Regions from separate parts of the Homo sapiens genome. Here region 2 is linked to region 1. A link is an interaction called in ENCODE POLR2A ChIA-PET data of the cell type or tissue named here. Cell type or tissue: endothelial cell of umbilical vein. All regions are shown on one strand. Links, peaks and the distances in the headings refer to the core of each region. The heading gives the core; the rest is flanking DNA.

What was found. Peaks named below come from ENCODE experiments on the same cell type or tissue, not always from the same donor. Only the 100,000 strongest peaks of a DNase experiment are listed, where the experiment ranks them.
Region 2: POLR2A ChIA-PET joins it to region 1 with 5 read pairs; 2 of 35 experiments call an interaction of 5 or more read pairs at or near these places.

The regions. Positions count from the first base shown.
Region 1 is chr9:96,671,697-96,677,056 of GRCh38, reverse strand. No RefSeq gene overlaps it. Among named protein-coding and RNA genes, the nearest start is that of PRXL2C, 19 kb to the right of the region's middle. In endothelial cell of umbilical vein, for the core only: no CTCF peak of the experiment used is centred there; a DNase peak (open chromatin) is centred at 1,956; H3K27ac peaks cover 705 bases.
Region 2 is chr9:96,882,019-96,887,378 of GRCh38, reverse strand. It overlaps a transcript of ZNF782 not described here. Among named protein-coding and RNA genes, the nearest start is that of ZNF782, 30 kb to the right of the region's middle. RefSeq lists an enhancer at 2,210-3,409. In endothelial cell of umbilical vein, for the core only: no CTCF peak of the experiment used is centred there; a DNase peak (open chromatin) is centred at 2,728.

The sequences.
Region 1 (5,360 bases), core at 1,013-3,512:
TTTTCCCAGCACCATTTATTAAATAGGGAATCCTTTCCCCATTTCTTGTTTTCGTCAGGTTTGTCAAAGATCAGATGGTTGTAGACATGTGGCATTATTTCTGAGGGCTCTGTTCTGTTCCATTGATCTATATCTCTGTTTTGGTACCAGTACCATGCTGTTTTGGTTACTGTAGCCCTGTAGTATAGTTTGAAGTCAGGTAGCGTGATGCCTCCAGCTTTGTTCTTTTGCATGCCCAGCTAATTTTTTGTATCTTTAGTAGAGATGGGTTTTCACCATATTGGCCAGGCTGGTCTCAAACTCCTGACCTTGTGATCCACTCGCCCCAGCCTCCCAAAGTGCTGGGATTACAGGCATAAGCCATTGCACCCGGCCCAGTTTATCCACTTCTAAGCTAGCTGAGATTCTTATATGTATTGCATTGAATCAATTTGGAGAGTATTGCCATCTATAAAATACTATTTCTTCTGATGTATGAACATGGGATATCTTTCCATTAATTTGGATCTTCTTTAATTTCTTAAAATATTTTGTAGCTCTTTGCATACAAGTTTTGCATTTATTTATTTTATTTTTTTGAAACAGAGTCTCACTCTGTCACCCAAGCTGGAGTGCAATGGCACAAACATGGCTCACTGCAACCTCACCCTGCTAGGCTCAAGTGATCCTCTGCCTCAGCCTCCTGAGCAGCTGGGACCACAAGTGTGTGCCACGCCTGGCTAACTTTTCTTATTTTTTATTTTATTTTGTTTTTCTGAGATGGAGTCCCACTCTGTCGCCCAGGGTAGGGTGCAGTGGTGTGATCTCAGCTCACTGCAACCTCTGCCTTCTGGGTTCAAGTGATTCTCCTGCCTCAGCCTCCCAAATAGCTGGGATTACAGGTGCCCACCACCATGCCTGGCAAATTATTTTGTATTTTTAGTAGATACAGGGCTTCACCATGTTGGCCAGGCTGGTTTTGAACTCCTGATTCAAGTGATCTGCCCACCTCGGCCTCCCACAGTGCTAAGATTACAGGCATGAGGCACCATGCCCAGACAAACTTTTTTTATTTTTACTTTTTGTAGAGACAGGGTCTAATTATGTTGCCCAGGCTGGTCTCAAACTCCTGGGCTGAAACCATCCTCTCACTTCAGCCTCCCAAAGTGCTGGGATTATAGGCTTGAGCCACTGTGCCTGGCCTATTCCTGACTATTTTGTTCTTTTTTATGCTATTGTATATGGAATTGTTCTCTTAATTTTATTTTTGGATTGTTCTTTATTAGTGTATGGAAATACAATTGATCTTTATATGTTGATTTTATGTCCTGCAACCTTCTGAATTCATGTATTGGCTTTAATGATTTTTTTTTCTGTGTGTGTGTGTATTCCTTAGAATTTTCTACAAATAAAATCATGTCACCTGTAAATAGAAGAGTTGTATTAATTTTAGATGGTTTATCTAAGGAAGGAAAGAATGGTCCTCAAATTGAGAGATAGACTCTAAGAAAGAAGAAAGCAGATACTTTGTAACTATTACTTTAAATTCAGCCTTAGAACTTTTAATTTGTACAGCTCCATAAGGAGAGCCTTAAATAAAATGTGTTTAATCATTTATTAGTTATATTTTTATTTTTCTTGGCAGAAGGAAAAATTAAGGCATAAAGGTTTTGTATTTTTAAATCATGACTCAGCCATGAGTCAGGAACTGCTTATGTTCAAATCCTACCTCCTTCATTTATTAGCTAACCTTAACTTCTTTGTACTTAATTTTCTTACCTCTAAAATGAGAATGATACTAGTACCTAATTTTAAGATTGTTATGAAGATTAAATGATTTCATATATGATTCTTAGTATCTGGCACACAGTAAGTGCTGTATAAATGTGAGCTGTTCTTGGTATTAGTTGAGCAGCAACCAGACCAAGTATCTTTTTGTTGCCTTTCTTAGTGACTATGCCAACTTGGAGAAAACCTGGCAGAGCTTATTGTGATGGTAGCTATGACTCATTACTTAATGGCACTCCCCTCTCCTTCTAGTATCAGTAGAGATCACCAGGGTCAAGGAACAGGAGTGTCTGGAGTTGCCAAATTAGAGTCTCAATGTAATGGCCAGAACACATATTGCTTGTTGTCAATCATTAAACACCAGAAATATCAAATTCCTGTTTTCTTTTCTTTTCTTTTTTTTTTTTTTGAGATGGAGTTTTGCTCTTATTGCTCACACTGGAGTGCAATGGCTCTATCTCAGCTCACTGCAACCTCCGCCTCCCAGGTTCGAGCGATTCTCTTGCCCCAGCCTCCCTAGTAGCTAGGATTACAGGCACCCGCCACCATGCCCAGCTAATTTTTTGTATTTTTAGTAGAGATGGGGTTTCACTACATTGGCCAGGCTGGTCTTGAGCTCCTGACCTCAGACGATCCACCCACCTCAGCCTCCCAAAGTGCTTGGATTGCAGGCATGAGCCACTGCGCCTGGCTTGAACCACCGTGCCTGGCTTCCTGATTTCTGTTTTAATTACTAAAAATACAAATTGTCTTGAGGAACTTTTGGGTTTGTCATTAAAACCCATTCTTTTCATCCAGAAGAGCCCCAACACATGCTGACTGTGCCATGAATTAATAAGGGGGATCCTAAGGGTAAGAATTATAAGAGAAATTACTGTTGTAAATATGCTTCTCATCATTCTCTGAGCATCAGTAGTTCTGTGGTGTAGGATAAGAAATGGGGTCAGCATGAGAATTCTTCAGCAGCTAGAAATACTGAAAACTACCTTTTCAACTGAGAAAAATTCCCATAATCGTGCCCTTTATTTGCAAGCATAAAGCTGTATAAAGGATAAAGCATGGATCTCACTGTTCTTAGATGTTATTTCTTGGCTGAATAAAATTCATGTGACCTTCTGCCCCCTTAGTGAAGCCAGCTGGACTTCCTGGGTTGAGTGTGGACTTGGAGAACTTTTCTGTCTTACAAGAGGTTTGTAAAATGCACCAATCAGTGCTCTGTAAAAACGCACCAATCAGCGCTCTGTAGCTAGCTAGTGGTTTGTAAAATGCACCAATCAGCACTCTGTAAAATGCACCAATCAGCACTCTGTAGCTAGCTAGAGGTTTGTAAAATGCACCAATCAGTGCTCTGTAAAATGGACCAATCAGCACTCTGTAAAATGGGCCAATCAGCAGGACATGGGCGGGGACAAATAAGGGAATAAAAGCTGGCCACTCCCCCATCCCCTCCCCCAAAGCCAGCAGCGGCAACCTGCTTGGGTCCTCATACAGGCTGTAGAAACTTTGTTCTTTCTGCTCACTCTTTGGGTGCCACCTTTAAGAGCTGTAACACTGGCCAGGCGCGGTGGCTTACGCCTGTAATCCCAGCACTTTGGGAGGCCGAGGCGGGCAGATCACAAGGTCAGGAGATCAAGAACATCCTAGCTAACACGGTGAAACCCCATCTCTACTAAAAAACACAAAAAGTTAGCCGGGCATGGTGGCAGGCGCCTGTAGTCCTAGCTACTGGGGAGGCTAAGGCAGGAGAATGGCGTGAACCCGGGAGGCAGAGCTTGCAGTGAGCTGAGATCATGCCACTGCACTCCAGCCTGGGCAACAGAGTGAGACTCCGTCTCAAAAAAAAAAAAAAAAGCTGTAACACTGTGTAACACTGACCACGAAGGTCCACGGCAAGCCAGCGAGACCATGAACCCACCGGAAGGAACAAACTCTAGACACATTAGGAACCCTTGTCCCTGGCAAAGTGTGAACACAATGACCCTGAGGAGAAAGAGCCACCTGTGCGTCAGCCCATGCCCTCCTATGACACTGAGACATCCAGCAGTGACAATGAGGTGGGTGTGGAAGGGCCAGACCCTAAGCATGGCTGGGCGTCCGAGGGTCTCTCCTCACCGAGATGTTTACTGACTTTCAAGGGGGAAAATACTTACCTGTTCACTGACTAAACAAAAGTGACTTGAGCAAATTTCCAACCAAGACAAAGTTAGCTTTTAAAAAATGTTTTATTTGAACTACTTATAGAAGTTACAAAAATAGTACAATGAGTGTCCATATGTCCCTCTCCATCCTTCCCCAGTGTTCACATTTTACATAACTATCCCTTGTCAGTTTTTGAGGTAACCACAAACCAAGTGAGAAAGTCTCCAAGCAGTTTTGTCCAACCCTTTGTGTGCATCTGTTGAAAAAGCATGTTCAACTGTCTTGAAAGGCAAGCCACAGTCCGCCTTGTGGCGATTGAGATCTTGAATGACTTTCCTCCTAAGAGTCAGAGCCCATGCTCCTCCCTTCCAGTCCCAGACCCACGTGCCCGTGGGCATGTTTCAGGTACTCCAGTCTGTCCTGTGTGCTTCCACATTGGAAATACTAGCCTCATCCATTATGACCATTTGTGAAATTTGCCTGGTCTTTGAAATGCGTCATGAATTCTTTGGCCCAGGGGCTACTAGTTAGCACAGAATATCTTAAAAATAAAGCAAATCTATCTCTAACTGTTTTGGAGAAGTAAGAAAGTAATTCACAAGCTTTAATAGTGCTCCCTTCTGCAAGAGATCTTAGTGATACTGATGAGACTCAACTTTGAGGCAGCCTTAGAGACTTTAGAGTGCACAGGAGACTTCTCCCTCCAAATAAATCTTCATACTTTTCTAAGGTGGATAAGAGCCAAGTGTCATCGTGGGGTGAGGTGAATACATATTTATTTGTAGTTTCTGCCAACTCTTTCCATTTTCTTCCATAATTTTTTTTAAGTTTTGTTTGAGATAATTGTAGATTCACCTGCAGGTACAAAAACTCTTACAGAGAAATCCCATGTACCCTTTACCCAGTCTTCAGCAATGGTAATATCACCAAAACTATAGTACATTACAACCAGAATGTTGACATTGGCATAGTCAAGATACTGAAAAATTCAGTCACCACATGGATCACTCCTGTTGCTCTTTTATAGCCACAGCCACTTCCCTCCCATCTCCACCCCTTCTTTACCCCTGGAAACCACTAATCCTTTCTTCATTTCCATAATTTTGTCAGTTGAAGAATGACAAAGTGGAATCATACAACATGTAACCTTTGGAATTAATTTTTTCACTTGGCGTAATTCTCAGGAGCTTCATCCAGGTTGTTGTGTGTGTCAGTAGTTTGCTTTGTTCTTTTTTATTGCAAAGTAGTATTCCATGATGTGAGGTTGCCACAGTTTGCTTAACCCTCACCTATTGAAAGACATCTGAGGCCAGGCGTGGTGGCTCATGCCTGTAATCCCAGCATGTTGGGAGGCCAAGGCAGATGGATTATGAGGTCAGGAGATCGAGACCATCCTGGCTAACACAGTGAAACCCAGTCTCTACTAAAAATACAAAAATTAGCTGGGCATGGTG
Region 2 (5,360 bases), core at 1,252-3,751, 210 kb before region 1:
TATTTGCTTGCTGTTGGTTTCGTATCTTTCTTTCTTTCTTCCTTCCTTCCTTCCTTCCTTCCTTCCTTCCTTCCTTCCTTCCTTCCTTCCTTTCTTTTTTGCAATGGAGTCTTGCTCTTGTTGCCCAGGCTGGAGCACCTGGGTTCAAGCAATTCTCCTGCCTCAGCCTCCCGAGTAGCTGGGATTACAGGCGTGTGCCACCACACCTGGCTAATTTTTGTATTTTTAGTAAAGACGGGGTTTCACCATGTTGGCCAGGCTGATCTCAAACTCCTGGCCTCAGGTAATCTGCCCATCTTGGCCTCCCAAAATGCTGGGATTACAGGTGTGAGCCACCGCATCCGGCCAGTTTCCTGTGTTTCTTGTTCATATGTCTCATTTCTTCCCTCTCTGTGGGTTATTTGCATATTTATTAGGATTCTATTTTGTTTTATTTATAGTTTTTTTTTTTTTTTTCGAGAGGGAGTTTGCTCTTGTTGCCCAGGCTGGAGTGCAGTGACGCATCCTGGCTCACTGCAACCTCCACCTCCCAGGTTCAAGCGATTCTCCTGCCTCAGCCTCCTGAGTAGCTGGGATTACAGGGACATGTCACTACGCCCAGCTAATTTTTGTATTTTTAGTAGAGATGAGGTTTCTCCATGTTGGCCAAGCTTGTCTCCAACTCCTGACCTCAGGCGATCCACCTGCCTCGGCCTCCCAAAGTCCTGGGATTACAGGCATGAGCCACCATGCCCAGGCTTATAGTGTTTTTGATCATACAGCTTTGGATAGTTTTCTGAGTGGTTGCTCTAGGTATAACAATACACATATGTAACTCATCACAGTCTACTAGTACTGATGTTTAACCAATTCTAGTGTGGTTTAACAACCTTTTCTACATTTACACCCCTTTACTCTCTCCACTTTTAAAATAAAATTTCTGTGGCATTTCCTCCATATACATTGAACACCATATTAGGTGTAGAGTTTTTGCTTTAACACTCAATTATCATTTAAGAAACTCATGAGAGGTTGGATAGTCTGTCATATTTGCCCTTATTTTTACTCATTTTTGATGCTCTTTCCTGTCTTAAGTTTCAACTTGTGAGCTATTGTGTCTGGCCTCATTCTTAAAGGATATTTTCACTGGATGTAGAATTCTGGGTTGACAGTTCTTTTTTTTTTTTTTTTCTGTACTTAAAAATTGCTTTCTACTTTCTTCCAGCTCCAGGGTTTCAGATTGAAAATGTTGGGCCAGGTGTGATAGCTGATGCCTATAATCCCAGCACTTTGGGAGGCTGAAGCAAGAGGATCACTTGAGCCCAGGAGTTCAAGACCAGCCTGGGCAACATAGGGAGACCCTGTCCCTACAAAAAATACAAAACTTAGTTGGGCATGGTGGCATGTGCCTGTGGTCCCAGCTGCTTGGGAGGCTGAGGCTAGAGGATCACTTGAGCCTGGGAGGTTGAGGCTGAAGTAAGCCATGATTGCACCAGTGCCCTCCAGACTAGGCCACAGAGTGAGACTCTGTCTCTGTCTAAGAAAAGAAAGGAAGAAAGAAAGAAAGAGGAAGGAAGGAAGGAAGGGGAAGGAAGGAAGGAAGGAAAAATAAGTTATTTAAATTGAGGCTCTGCAAGTAATGTGTTGTTTCTCTCTGATGCTTTCAAGACTTTTTTCTTTGTTTTTTTTTGTTTCCAGAAACTTAATTATTATGTGTCTTGGCATCAATGTCTTTGGGCTTACCATGTTTGGGAATCACTCAGATTCTTCAATCTGTAGATTTATGTCTTTTCCCAAATTTGAGACATTTCAGCCTTTATTTTTTCAGACACTTTTTCAGTGCCTCTCTCTCCTACTGGATCTCTGTTAACACAAATGTTAACCCTTTAGTTATTGTCTTATAGATCCCTGACATGCTGTAATTGTTCTCTTTTCTTACCTTTTTTTCTGCTGCTCACATTGGGTAAATTTTATTGATCTGTCTTCAGGTTCATTGATTTTATCCTCTTTTATGTCCACTATACTATTGAGCATATCCAGCAGGCTTTTTATTGTGGTTATCATATTTTTCAGTTCTCTAACTTGTATTTGGTTTCTTTTTGTAATTTTTGTTTCTTTGGTGAAATTTTCTATTTTTTTACTCCAAAAAAATCGCAATTGCTTGTTGAAGCATTTGATAGCTGCCCGAAAACCCTTGTTAGATAATACTCTATCTGATTTCTCTTGGTGTTAGTATCTGTTATTTTTTTCTTGTTTCTGTAGGATTTTTCCGATTCTTGGCATTTTTTTAATTGTATCCCAGATATTTTCTATATTATGAGACTGTGAATTCTATTTAATCTTTTTTAAATTTAATCCATTTAATCTTTTTTAAAATTGCAATTGCTTGTTGAGGCATTTGATAGTTGCCTGAAAACACTTGTTAGATAATACCCTATCTGATTTATCTTGGTGTTAGTGTCTGTTATTTTTTTTCTCATTTCTGTGGGATTTTTCTGATTCTTGGCATGTCAAGCATTTTTTAAATTGTATCCCAGATATTTTCTATATTATGAGACCATGAATCCTAGTTAACCTTTTTTAAGTGGGTATAGTGCCAGGGTCAGGTGGGTGTGTTTGTTCAGCTTCCTAATAGACTCCTCCAAACCATCCTGGTAAAAATGGGGCACTGACTCACACTGCATTGTTGCAGATGGGTGGGGTGAAAGTTCAAGTCCTTCTTCATCCCACAGTCATCTTCCTGGTCAAAGTGGGACGCTGACTCACACCACCTTGTTGCCTCTGAGTGTGACTATGTGACCAGCTCCCTGACTGGCTCCACTGCCTTCGGGGTTGTGGGGTGGGAGGGAAGGTAGGAAAGGTGGAAGGCTGACTCACACCACCTTGTTGCTATGAGTAGGAGTGGAGGGTCAGCTTGGCTCTGCATATTGTTGATATCAGGAAAGGGGAGAAGCAAAACATCAGCTACCCTTCCTTATGACACTCTATTCTGCCTTGTTGTTGCCAAGTGGAGGTGAAGGGTCAGCACCCAATGGACCTTCATGACAGGGCCTGGAGGGGTGAAGCCTCATTGTAACCAGCTCTGCCTTTTACTGCATTGTCAAATTTCATTGCTGCTGGGTGGGGGTGAAGGCTCAGCTCACTGTTTGACCCCACTGACACTACCCCTGTGGGGGAATCAGAGCACTGTCTGCTTCCAGGCAAGGCATGGAATCTCAGCTCCTCCTGCCACCCACTTCTGCCAGGCAGAGGATGCAAGATTAGCTCTGTGCTCGGCCCTGCCAATACCACCAGATTGGGAAATCAGAGTTCCCTTGCTTGCTTCCACAGGGTAGAGGGTAGTACAGCTTTTCTGTTGGTGTTTGGCTGGTGTAGGGCTGATATTGCTAAAAGCTTTTCTATTCATAGCCCATCCATTCCAAGACCTTTGGCTAAAGAGAACACACTTTTCTTAAGGCTTTTGTTTCATTGTCTGTGCCTATTGGTAGTTCTGGGTTGGAGGTTTCTGTAGTGCCCTGTCCATGGCATATGAGAAGCAGAAGGAAACAGAGAACTCATCACCCTGCAGTTCATCAACTCTTGATGTCTCTGGACAGCCCATCTTCTTCCATGTATCTTTTCAGAGTTTTGCTATGCTTGTTTATTGTTTTGTTTCCAAAGATTTCTATGTGTAGTAGGAAGGACTTTTATTTTTTATGTCGTTAGTTTTTCTGAACTTTCAGAAAGAGATGTGAAGGTTTCTGAATTTTCTGAAAGAGGTGTGAAAAGCCTTTCAAACTTCACAGAGCTCCCTTCTATTGGTTGTGTCTAGGGCTCAAAAATATGTCAACTTGGCTTTCTGAGATGTTCTGCCTTTATTCTCCTCCGTCCCTTTAGTCTAAACCTTCTCTCTCTGTCACCTTTGTTGTCCCTATCCTGCTTGATTTTCATTCCACTAGAAGCAGTCTCTCTTCAGTGTAGGTCCCTGCCCTAAAAGGGATCCCTGGCAGGTGATTTCAGAGGAGCTACACTGCTCCATCCCCTTCAGCTTATCTTACACAAGCCCCTTGAGCCCTACTGGTATTGGAGAAAACAAACCCCTCCTTTTAGAGCTGCTGTTCTGGAATCATCCCACCAATGCTTTCCTTGCTTCCTCCTACACAAGATGTCACTTGTAGTCAGGTGGCTTGTCTCCACACCCCATATTTTGGGATTCATGAAAACATCCTGTCACCATGTTTTTAAAAAATATATTGTCCTTGGTGTTTCGTGTTTAGTTTTGTTTCGATGTCTAGCTGCTTTGTCTTTCCTTTTTTTAATGTGGCAATGCAAAGAAACTAAACAACTTTACTGCAACTGTTGTCTTGCAGAATTCTGTCTTTTCATTCTTCATCTCCTATTGTCCATTCTTCTCATGACAGCCAGTGTGGTGTCTTCTCTGCATTGTTCCTTCATGAACAAGGTAACATCACTAGTTTTCATGGATTATCCAAATCAAAGAGAGAATTCTCGTTTTAAGTCACTGACACATTTAAACCACCCCTCCTACAAGTTCAGCAATGATAATTAAGGTGAAGAAAAACTTCAGCTAGTCTTTTGAGGCCACAGTGTCCAAGGACAAGATGTACTTTTTAAATTTGAAATTTCTATAATGGCATTGACATTTTACAATAAGACGTAACTAAAATATGTAAGCATGCAGTTAAAACAATCATGGAATGCTCTTGCTACATGACTGAGACCAAGAGATTGATTCTTTCCTACTGATGCTTTCAGGAATATTTTCAATTAGAGGCTTGATATTTCCATAGTTTACAGTGATTAGAGATTAAAATGTATAATACTATCACCTTTTTAAATAAAATGGGAGTACATTTATAATAAATTAATATAATCTCTGTAATTTGCTAATTTACAATGGAAAAGAGAATCAAAAGATAATTCAAAATACCTGATTAAAGGAAGCCTACTATTTTAAAAAAGAAATGCCTAATTTTTTATTGGTGCTCAAACTTAAAAGGAATTTATCATATGAAATATGCAAAAGGAAATAATGCGAAATGTACTGGCCAATGGCTGCTAATATGGCTTTATGGTGAATCATAGTAGACATGTATGCTCGACCTCCAAATAACTAAAGCTGCTTCTGTCCAATATCTCAGAAAGTCATTTTTATTTTAAAAATGCAGATCTAGTAACTTTTCTCATAACCTTTAACATCCCTTTTTCACAGAGACTGTCTTAATGAATTTAGGCCTTTTTTGGTGAACACATTCTTTAGTCACCTCAATCTATATAAATATTAAATAGTTAACTATTGAAAGCCTGAACACTTGTATTAAAAATATTATTTCCTAATATTATTTTTTAGATTTCTGATTATATGTTATTACAATGAGTAT